Linked DNA regions of Homo sapiens: region 2 is linked to region 1. The links are chromatin contacts, found by Hi-C or POLR2A ChIA-PET in ENCODE. All regions are on one chromosome and are shown on one strand. Each heading gives the region's core, a stretch centred on a gene start or an enhancer-like site at or near the end of the contact. The rest is flanking DNA. Distances are from core to core; before and after follow the strand shown. Region 1 has its middle 16 kb from the start of MIR5702. Region 2 overlaps IRS1 (insulin receptor substrate 1).

The links. Hi-C counts contacts between places; a loop is a spot of excess contacts on that map. ChIA-PET counts read pairs that join two places held with the same protein, here RNA polymerase II (POLR2A). Pooled maps may share reads with other maps.
Region 2: a loop to region 1 is called in a map of astrocyte of the cerebellum, with 3 times the contacts of the local background. The contact joins two enhancer-like sites. A Hi-C loop is called at or near these places in 1 of 168 maps with a recorded cell type or tissue (astrocyte of the cerebellum) and 1 of 50 pooled maps. POLR2A ChIA-PET finds 5 or more read pairs at or near these places in 3 of 52 experiments (HCT116, HEK293 and MCF 10A).

What each region holds. Positions count from the first base shown.
Region 1 is chr2:226,671,964-226,677,631 of GRCh38, forward strand. No RefSeq gene overlaps it. Among named protein-coding and RNA genes, the nearest start is that of MIR5702, 16 kb to the left of the region's middle. Within about 2 kb of position 1,453, at least 5 of the 41 ENCODE cell types and tissues checked have a DNase peak (open chromatin) inside an H3K27ac peak, as active enhancers do.
Region 2 is chr2:226,738,223-226,743,851 of GRCh38, forward strand. All of the region lies in intron 1 of IRS1 (insulin receptor substrate 1), which reads right to left. Among named protein-coding and RNA genes, the nearest start is that of IRS1, 59 kb to the right of the region's middle. Within about 2 kb of position 4,334, at least 16 of the 41 ENCODE cell types and tissues checked have a DNase peak (open chromatin) inside an H3K27ac peak, as active enhancers do.

The DNA of each region.
Region 1 (5,668 bases), core at 203-2,702:
TCCCAGTTCCACTTATTCATCAATGCTTTAAACAAATCAGCTGCCACCTGATTCTAAAAGACAGGGTTGACATGTGTATGATACTCACCCGATCATTTTTCTTGGTTATAGACCCCTGAACACAAATATCCCCCATGTCAGGGGATTTGAAGACATCACAAGTAACAGAGAAGGGCCAGAGTTCTAGAGGAAATATGATTGAAAGTTCTCTTGACCTAATAGTCCCTGGTTGACATGTTCTAATCCTCCTCCAAGTGTCACCTTAGCTAAACTATAATATTTATAGGACAGAATATAAAACAATTGCATCTTCACTAAAGCAGAGAGGGATTTTGACAATCAAAAATGCAATTGAGCCGGGTGTGGTGGCTCATGCCTGTAATCCCAGCACTTTAGGAGGCCGAGGTGGGAGGATTGCTTGAGCCCAGGAGTTTGAGACCAGCCTGGGCAACATAGTGAGACCCTGTCTCTATTTTTTAAAAGTTTAAAAATTAGCTAGACATGGTGGCACCAACCTGTGGTCTCAGCTACTCAAGAGGTTGAGGTGGGAGGATCCCTTGAACCCAGAAGGTCAAGGCTATAATGAGATTTGGTTGCACCATTGCACTCCAGCCTTGGTGATAGAGGGAGACCCTGTCTCGAAAAAGATGCAAGTCTACAACGGAACAGAGGATTAAAATGATATTTAACCTGTGAATTCAAAACTTCTACTTCCCATTTTAATTTGTAAGGGCTTAGGAGGAGGAGGAAAAGTAAACAATTTATAGAAAATAATCAAGGCTATTTTATAACTTATCAATATCCTTGCATGAGAGTCAATAAATAAACAAAGGTGTTTTGGGGCCAAATCAACTGGGTTTGTGAGTCAGTAGCTTATTGATTTCATCTGCCATTTTGTCAGGTGTTAACCCAATGTCATCATCACACAAATGACTGATGAATGCATTCAGTTATACTCAAGAGCCTTGGTGGAATAACTAATTTTACTCACTAAACAATGCCTAAATTAACTCAAATATGGAAGAAAAACTTTAGAGGTCAGAAAACTATTGCATATGTATATTTTCTGACTCCTGATATTTGCATATATATTTATTTCTTCCATCTCTCCCTCTTCTCCTATTTCTTCTTCCCTTTTCATTTTTTTTCTCCCTTTTTTCTTATTTATGGTGAGACATCAGTAGTCTCACAGGTGTTACTAAAAACCAAAGAGTTGATTCACTCGGAGCTCATATTATTTAGGATTACTGATACCTGTTCTATACTCTCAGAGCATTTCCTGGGAATTACTTAAGATTCACTAGGTTCACCATCGTGTGGAATTCATTCACTTGAATTTCCTTTGAGTCAAATGCAGAAATTGACTCCAGTTGTCGACCCAGGGTGTTCATACCTCAAAACCAACAGGAAGCCTAGTAATGATGAAGAGAGAGTAGATAAGGAAGGGGATTAGATGCCAAGAAATAAAGCCCTTTTTGTGGTAAGATAAATCTAGCAACCACAAACTGATAAGGAAGGCCCTGAGGCGGCCTTCCCAAGGAGATGCCAATAAGGAAAGCTGATCGTGAATTCAGAGGAAGCAGCTGCCTGCCAGGGAAGGGTGGAGGCCAAGTGGAATGGCAGAGAGATGGTGGCAGCAGCAAAGCCCTGAGTCAGAACTCCAGCATCGAGCCTTGCATGTGATATTACAAGCTACATGGCTCCATGCCAATCATTTCATCTCCCTGAGTCTTAGTTAACCTCCTCTGTACAATGTAGATCATAAGTTTACTCTAGAGAACTGTCCTAAGACTCAAATGAAATCAGGTAGTAGGGTAGTAGCAGTCCCTTGCAAAGTGGAAAGTGATTTATAAATGTCAATGTTAGCCCTTATTATTTGCTGGACTCGTGGCCCAACCTCATGATCTTTGTCTGGAAATACAGGACAAGTTTCTGCATCAGTCTGGTGCAATTTGGAGGGTTTCAAGGAAATTTTCAAAAAAAGAGTCTTTAACCTTGATTAATGGGAAAAAATAATCCCATCTCCAGACTACTTGGATTGAGTGCTGACTCTCAGACATGTTTCAAAGTATGAAGAGTTCATTTTTTGGTATTCCTAGCTGTCTTTCCTTATATCCTATTCCATCCAGTCCTCCTCTGGGAAATACTTTTCTTTTCCCTCCTTCATTGCTCTATTTATTCTCCAGTACTCAAAACCCTATCCCAGAAAAAAAACACTAATAAACTCATTGTATTCGTTACATTTGATTTTTTAATTCAATTGTTTTAAATAATGCAGAAAGTATGACTCACTTATCTGGAAGTCTTGACAAGGGCTGGACAATCCAGAGGCTGGACAATGTCACTAAACACTCAGGTCCGTTCTGTCTCTGCTCTGCTAAACACAATGTCAGCTCCATTCCAAGGTTGTTTTCCATGTGGTTATAGGGTTATTATGTATATCAGTTAGGAGCCTATGCTTCATTGTTCATGTCCAAGGAGCAACAAGGGACTGGGGAGAGAGGGGAGAGGAACAAGAAGGTGCTTTTCCCCAGACATTGAATCAAAGCTGTCTCTTCTGTCTGACTAGATCAACATATGTCACTTACCCCTGAGCCATCATACATAGAATATCACACTCTGTCTGAGTTTTCGAACCAGTTACTGATAAAGGGAAGAAGGTTACCATGTTTGGCCAAGACTAATCAGGGTCCCTTTCTCCCTGGAGCTGGGTCAGTCTCCAATCCCCATAGCTGCTACACGCAGTGGGGACAGTAGAGTGAAGATTGTGGACTCAACCCCAATACCCAGCACATATCAAAGGAAAACATTATTGATGAGATTTCTTGTGTCACTTCTCCCAGATTTCTCTGCATTCCATCAAAGATAGAAAGAAGATGAAGGAATGAATCATTGAAGTGTTATATTTCAGTGATCTGATTTCAAAAAGCTTCCTTTAACAACCCTAATACCATATCCTAGAGATGATTGTTGGGATTTGGGAGGCAAGAAAACTTCTCAAAGTCAGTGTGAGAAAAAACATTCTCACTTATAAGTGGGAGCTAAATGATGAGAACACATGAACACATAGAGGGGAACAACATACACTGGGACTTAACGGAGGATGGAAGGTGTGGGGAGGGAGAGGATCAGGAAAAATAACTAATGGGCACTAGGGCTTCATGCCTGGGTGATGAAATAATCTGTACAAGAAATCCCTATGAAACAAGTTTACCTGTATGACAAACCTGCACAAGTACCCCTGAACTTAAAAGTTAAAATAAAATTACGTAATAAATCCAATAACCTAATTTAAAAAAAATCAGCCTGGTGCAGTGGCTCATGCCTGTAATCCCAGCACTTTGGGAGGCTGAGGCGGGCGGATCACAAGTTCAGGAGATCGAGACAATCCTGGCTAACACGGTGAAACCCCATCTCTACTAAAAATACAAAAACAAACAAACAAACAACAACAACAAAATTGTAGAGCATAGGCCAGTCCAGGAGGCATTTTACCTTAAGAATTGTTTTCAGGTGTGCACAACCCAAAGGAGAGAGGATAGCTTGGGTTGGGGTAGGAGGACATAGAAATGAGACCAAATCTAATAAATTGCAAAATGAAGACAAGATGAAGGTATTAATGTTGACCAAATATAGAGGTTGGGGGTCAGTCAGTGAGGTCAGAAAGTTTGAAATTAAATCTGAAAAAGCTGGGTGTGGGGTCTTTTGGGGAAAGCCTGGTAGTAGTAACATGTTCTTAGAGGAGTTACTGAGACTTGGCCAACTCCAAGGTAATATTTATGACCACCAAGTAAAAAAGGAAGATGTTCTCCTTTTCTTTGACTCCAGTGTGCTTTTATGGCTTCCCAGGTTACCTTGTAAGTAGGCATAACTCAACAAACTAAATGAATTATCTCTACCAAGAGGATATCCTATGTAAATATACAGTGTTCAATTGAAGCAGAAATCATAAAGAAATGTAACACAAAATTGTATTTTGAGGCCAGGCGCAGTGGCTCACACCTGTAATCCCAGCACTTTGGGAGGCCAAGGCGGGCGGATGGCGAGGTCAGGAGATCGAGACCATCCTGGCTAACACGGTGAAACCCCGTCTCCATTAAAAATACAAAAAATTAGCCAGGCACGGTGGCGGGCGCCTGTAGTCCCAGCTACTCGGGAGGCTGAGGCAGGAGAATGGCATGAAACTGGGAGGCAGAGCTTGTAGTGAGCCAAGATTGTGCCAATGCACTCCAGCCTGGGCGACAGAGTGAGATTCCGTCTAAAAATAAAAAATATTGTTTTTGGAGGTCTCTAATAACATTTTTCAATATATTTTGTTGAATTAGCAGGACTATCTTCCAAACTGTATCTTCCACCTTAGTAGAATAGATCCTGTTTTGGTAGGATTTGTAAGTAGTGATTACACTTAGTCCTTCTATTCAAGAGAAGTTTGCTTTGGAGGTTGCCTAACATACAAGCTACTCTCTGTATTAACCATGACTCTTTGGATTTCAAATGATGGAAATTCAACTCAAACTAGTTCTTGCAAAAAAGGCAGTTGCTTATTTCTGTAAGGTCCAGAATGAACACTAGCTTCAAGCACAACTGGTATTGGGACATACATACTATCCTCAGGACTCGGATTCTCTGGTCCTCATCTCTCTTGACCTAGCTTGGCTCCATTCTTCAAACTGAGTCTCTCCAAGATGACCTCCAGTGGCTGCCAACCACATACTCTGGGTGTAGCAATTCCAGCAGAAAAACAGTTAACTGAAAGTTAATAATTTTTGAAAATACAGTGGTTGACTCAAATTAGCCAATGTGCCCTTCTATGAACCAATTACTATAGCCATGCATAGGGGCTATTCTGGGTCATCTGCCCCACTGCTGTGGCTGGGGAGGACAGGCACTGTGACCTCCAGCCCCACCAAGTTCCTGCTGAACACACAGGGTTAGCACCAAAGGGAGAACAAAGGGCTGCTATCACAAAGACCCTTAAAAATCACGTAGGGTAGAGAGAGGCCACAGTTACCACTGTCCCTTCTGTTCTCTGGGTCTTAATCTTTACTCCATGACTTCCTGAAAGGTCATTTAAATATGTTCAGTACCCCACCTTGAATATAAAATCATGGTAATTCCCACTCATCCACATCAGATTAACATTGTGAAATCATGTAATAGATGAAGAATTCAGCAAATTTAACACAATAAAATGTTTAATAATAAACATGATAGAAGAGACCAAGAATACTGCCGTGATGAAAGTGTTTACTCACCTCCAGTGGAGTTTGGCCTAATTAGATGGTAATCACATTTATCTGGTACACAGTGTTCATACATAAGAAACAGGCACGGTGAATGTTTGATCTGAGTACCAATAATCCTGGCAAGGTTCTGCTTTTACGCACATAAGTCTTCAAAGGAGGAAACTTTTTACCTAAATATTTTTGTATGTGCTTTGCTCCTTTGTAATTAGCTTTGAAGGATTAAAAAAAGAATTTTCCCAAATCATATGAGCATAGATGTGTTGCAGCGTGCCTAAATGTCTTTCAAATAATTCTCCATTAAGATTGTGCCTTCAGCGCTCTAACAAAGTGAGCAGAGCTGGGGAGGCATAGCAGTATTTGTTTGACTGACAGATTCTAATGCTCTCTGTTACCCTGCTGTGGGTTTCCTTTGTAGTATATCA
Region 2 (5,629 bases), core at 3,084-5,583, 69 kb after region 1:
ATATATTAGGGTGGAGCAAAAGCAATTGCGGTTTTTGCCATAAAATAAATTGCAAAAACCACAATTACTTTTGGACCAACCTCATATCTTTTTCCCTCTGTCTCCTCTTGAAGGGAATGATCATGGCTGGCATCAGTCATCATTCATTACGCAATGGTTTTCTGATAAGTCAAAGTTTACCAAATGATGACTCTAGTTTTAGGAGATTTCTATTTATTTTTAAATATTAACTCTGCCTCTAAAAGACAGGTAAACAAACTGTATTTTTAACTCACTAATAAAGACTTGGCATGACGATCACAATATAAAAACAAACAAAAAAGGAAGCATTCCAAGTTTGCCCCTTTAATTGCCAGAGAAACAGGATTTACTCTGTGTGTCTACAATTGTGGTGTCCACAAATGAAAAGAAAGCCCGTCCCTTCACAAGCCATTGGTATGCTAGGAAACTCCCCACAACAAGCTCCAGATCTCTTATTTACTGTCAAGATTCTCCTGAATGCATATAGGAATGTTCCCACCAGAATTTCTAGATTAGCGCTTAACAGAGCTTCACAGCTCTGGGCCTCTAATTAGGCAGGAAGGCCACACTTTATTAAAGGACTTGTGACAAACAAACAAACTGCCGAACATAAAATGGGGGAGAAAGCAAAGGGCATATGGTATGTTTTTCATTTCATATCTGGCTCTTCTCCAGAAGGGGTGGGTAAACAGCTTAGTACAGGAACACACTGTACCCTCTTTTATCATCACACGTACCAACCTGCACGGATGCATAAGGACAGAGACCCAGGGCCCTGTGAGGAGAGGGAAAAACAGGTGGCTTCACTGGGTGCTGAAATCTGTTGCTTTGGGCCACTTGGAAATGATCTCTGTCATTATCCACAAGTATGTTCAAAGAGCAGGGAATAAAAGGACGTATCAAGTGCATCGACACCTTCCTTCCAAAGTCTTACTTAGCACACTACTTTTCAAAGCCCCTTATCTTAAGTCCTGATCAACACTTGTCTCAAAAGGGAAAGTCTGAAGTTCACACCTGTTTGTCTTTGTACAGGGTGTGTGTATCTGTGTAGGCACATAAAGTTTAGCTACCAAATAATGACATGGACATCCTTCAGTGAGAACTGTCCTTCACAACAGCCAACTTGGGGGCTGCATACTTATTCCAGTCATGCAGCCATTGTTTGCAGCATTTTTGGAATGCCTGCTCAGCCTTGGGCATATTCTTTTGAATAGTCTCTATAGCAGCCAGTCTTAGCCCTCTGAGGACACGTTTGATCTTTGGAGACAGCCAAAAAGCTTTGAGAGCCAAATATGGTGAATAATGGGACTGATTAAGCTGGGTAATTGTTCCCAGCGAGGTATTATCTAAAGCCAAAGAGTTCCGAAACCGAAGTTCCAAAATCAGAGTTGTGTACAACACTTGCTCTGATGAGTTTGTTGGAAAGGAAGTCTCCTCACTTTAGAGACAGACCTCAACATATGCTTAATGAGACTAAAGTTCATCTGTCTGTATCTCCCTAGCTCCACATACTCACAATCAAGCAAGGCTGAACTTGAATAAAGCAACTCACTCAAAAAAGGCAAACATTTGCGTAACTTAATATATTTTTTAAAAAAGAAAAAAGCAATGCCCATACTAGGGTCTTGCAGTCAGTCATTCAATGCAATAAGCATAAATACAATGATAAAGACTGGAATAAGCAGGGGAAAAGCCCGCATAGGCGTACATATGTTTAATACACTTTATATATACACCACTTCAATTGACTGAAGGGAGACAATTGACAGACCAGAGGTAGCAAATATTGCTACAAAGTTTTACAAATGCAAAAATTCATTTGTAACAGGCAGAAACTGGAAACAAAAAGGCAAAACATTTCCTTAAGAGAAGACACTGCAAATATCAAGTGGTGATATTCCTACAATGCATTCTGTCTGGTTACATCATTGGGGAATAACTTCTGAAGGCAGAAATACAATGCACCTGTCACGAGATTTAGTAGCAGGAAATTACATTTTGACAAAATTTCATCACCACATCAGTATCTACTATGTCCTTCTGCGTGTATATTCTTGTAAGATAAAACCCACCTAATCCTGTTGCCAGTAATGAAAAATGTAATTTTTAAAGCATTATCAAATAAGTCAACACTTGAGCAATGCTACTTGACACCTATGGATTATTGCATTATTGCATCTAGTAGGAATTTACATCTTCTGGGTTCTACCCACTTAAACTATGCCTATAATAGCTGAAAAACAAATAAAGACTTTGCTTCCTTTTACATTGTCTCAGCTTACTGATCGTTTTTACTGGGAAAGCAGCTGGAAACAGCACAAGAGTATAAGTGTGATGGAAAGATCTGTACACTCAGCAATGCATTCTTGGTCAGAACAATTGACAAATGTTTTCATCCTGTATTTATATGTTTTGAAACTTCTTGCCAATATGTTAAATCAAGGGCAATATAGTAATAAAAATCTAGTTGGGGCATTGCTAGTCGTTTCTACTTTTACTAGGGAAATAAGAGTAAAATATTTTAAGTTGCTTGGCCACTGTCACATACTAAATTGTTAGAAAGTAACTCTTCCTTATCCAACTGTGCTTTAAAAAAATGACCGTAGTGATGACCTTTTTTCAATAGAGGTCATTGTTTGAAATCTTATATTGTAGATGGAACTAGAAAATTAATATAAATTAATTTCCTCCACTTAAAGAAATGAATCAAAACAGCATATTTCTCTTTCAGTTAACATAAACAGCTGTGTGCTTTTTAAAAAAAAAAGTATCTTGAATATAATACAGAAAATGTATAAAATACAGGAAGATGTAAAGAAGGAATAAACATGACTTATATTCCCCATCACCAGAAAAACCACTACTCAGCTGTGGTTGTAATTTCACAATCTACTTAAAGGATTTGAACTTTTAAAATGCTGCATTTAATGTCCCCTCAAAAAGTCTAAGTAGGAAAGGAAAATACTGTTTTAATCATACTTAGATCTTTCCCATTCTTAAAAATCCATGATGAGAAAAATTTTTGAAATGTTACCCAACTTTTTAAAGCATCCTGGTATTCCATCCCTTTGCCATCATCCCAACGCATTGTATAATATGGGGAGAGTAGGAATTTGAAAGTAGGAAAATCTTCTGGCTCCCTGGCTTTAGTTTCCAAAAGCCTCAGTATTTAAAGGAAGGGCACAGGCAAAATATTTGGAAGAGCCAGGAGAACAGAAGGATTCCTCTCAGGTTAGAAAAGATTCCCTTCATGAGAGCAGAGGGGTCAGTGGGTAGCTCTGTACTTTGCAAGATTCTGACAATGATGCCTGTAACCTCTCTCTATTCTGTCTTCCCACGTCTGTTGATTTCCTATTTCACACAATTACATTAAACTGCATACCCCTCCCTCCTACCACAATTCTTCAGTTACCTCACTGCTGATACACTTAATTTACAGTACCACTAACTGGAAGCAAATCATGTCTTCTAGAATGCTTATTAATAAAGCACCTTACAACACACACATTCAGCATACCTGAATCTGGCAAATGAGCCCAGTAAACACACACACACACACACACACACACACACACACACACACATAACACACACACACATATTATCATCAGTCTCAAATACCTTTATAGTTCTGGTAATAGATGGGTGTTGTTCATTAAAATTCATACCTCCATAAAATCCCACTATAAAATCTCAGATGAATAAAAATGACCACTGACCTATGGATAGACTGTGAAACGCTTATTAAAGGAAGTTCCCAGCTTAAAGCCTTGGTTCTAGCATTTGAGTTAGTAGCACAGAAGGAGGAAGCTGCATTCTCCTGGTCCAGCGCTATTAACTATGGTCATATTGCTGATACAAAAAGAAGAGCTAAATCCAGAGAGCCTCTAAAGTCTGGGACATGGGATAATCTCCCCGTTCTTTACAAGGGACAGCTGGGAAGTATGGGGGCAAGCTGAAGCTTGGAAAAGGAGAAAACTAACCAGTGAATTCTCAATTCTCAACTCTAAGGCCTTCAGATCATAATCACACACATCAAGTGAAGATTGAGCTAAAGTTAGAGGTAAGACCAACATGTTTGCTACTTGGATGTTGAAAGGAGAAAGCCATTTTAGCTAAAGAAAGGAAACCAACTTCTTTTAAAACAGGCCAGGATTGAGCTGGAAAGAACTTGGTTTTGTGGTCTCAAATGGCAAAGGGTAAGCCAACCAGCCAAGCCAGTGCTTTAATGGAGCTGCTTAAATAGCACTTTTGCCTGGTGCAAGTCACATGGGAGAGGGCTGGTGAAAATAACAAGGTTGCTGGCCAGATCTTCCAGTGCGCAGGGTTGCCAAGGAAGAAAATTCAGGGAGAGTTGCCAACATATGAGAGGCCATCTCGCTCCAGTTCCCCTTTTGTCCCAGTGAAAGAGCTTCTGGCAGGGCTGGTGACTTCAGGAGACCACCAATGAAGAAAGGCACACGCATTATGAAAAAAAAAAAAAAGAAGACCGAAAGGCGACCATCAAGCCTGTCAGCTCTGGCAGAGGCTACTGGGCTGAATTCTGTCAGTCTCGTGAATTTCTCCTTCCCCAGCTACCAAAGGCAGAAGGAGATTCCAGAAACTTTTCAGGATGGTTAGGAATTTGTGGAGAAGGCAGACCAAAACAACATTTAGTTCTCAGTAATTAAAAGTATTCTGTCAGTGATATATTAAGGAAATCTGAATAAATATTAATACATCTTTTAAGCCAAAGAATATCCACTTCTGTTATTTCCCATTCTTTTTATTAACAGGAAGCATGCTGATAAAGAAAATGAGGTCAAGACCATAACAGCTCCTCCCCTCAATTGCAAATCAAAATGTTTCCAATCTCCCTTTTACCAATACTATAGTTTGTCCTATGTACATGACAGATTCAAGGTAAAAGGACTTAGGAAAAAAAAACAAAAAAAAAAAGTCCCTCTTCATTTCAAGTCAGACCACACGTACTCTCAGGCAGGAAGATTTAATTTTTTTTTTTTGGAGACAGAGTCTCACTCTGTCACCCAGGCAGGAGTGCAGTGGTGCCATTTCAGCTCACTGCAACCTGCCCCTCCTGGGTTCAAGCAAGTCTCCTGCTTCAGCCTCCCAAGTAGCTGGGATTACAGGTGCACACCACCACACTTGGCTAATTTTTGTATCTTTAGCAAAGACGGGGTTTCACCGTGTTGGCCAGGCTGGTCTCGAACTCCCAACCTCAGGTGATCCACCCGCCTCGGCCTCTCAAAGTGCTGGGATTACAGGTGTGGGCCATCGTGCTCAGCCAGGAAGCTTTAATTTTAACAGAGCTCAACCAAAATAAACCTGTTACGAAAAGACATGAAGGTAATATGACAGAATATTCCCTACTAAGTGAGAATGTCATACGAATGTCTTTCTTCTGCTTTCATGGGCACTATTTCTGCAGCATCCTTTCCCTCACAGAAATTACATTTCAGTTCTGAGGTTTCTATTGTAATTTCACATCACTTTTGGGTTTGGGGTTTTGTTTGTAATGGTCAGATTACAGGATACAGGTTTTATAGGTCTGGCTTTGATACAAACCAGTAGACTTGCATTAAAATCAAAACTTCATTTAGTGTATGGA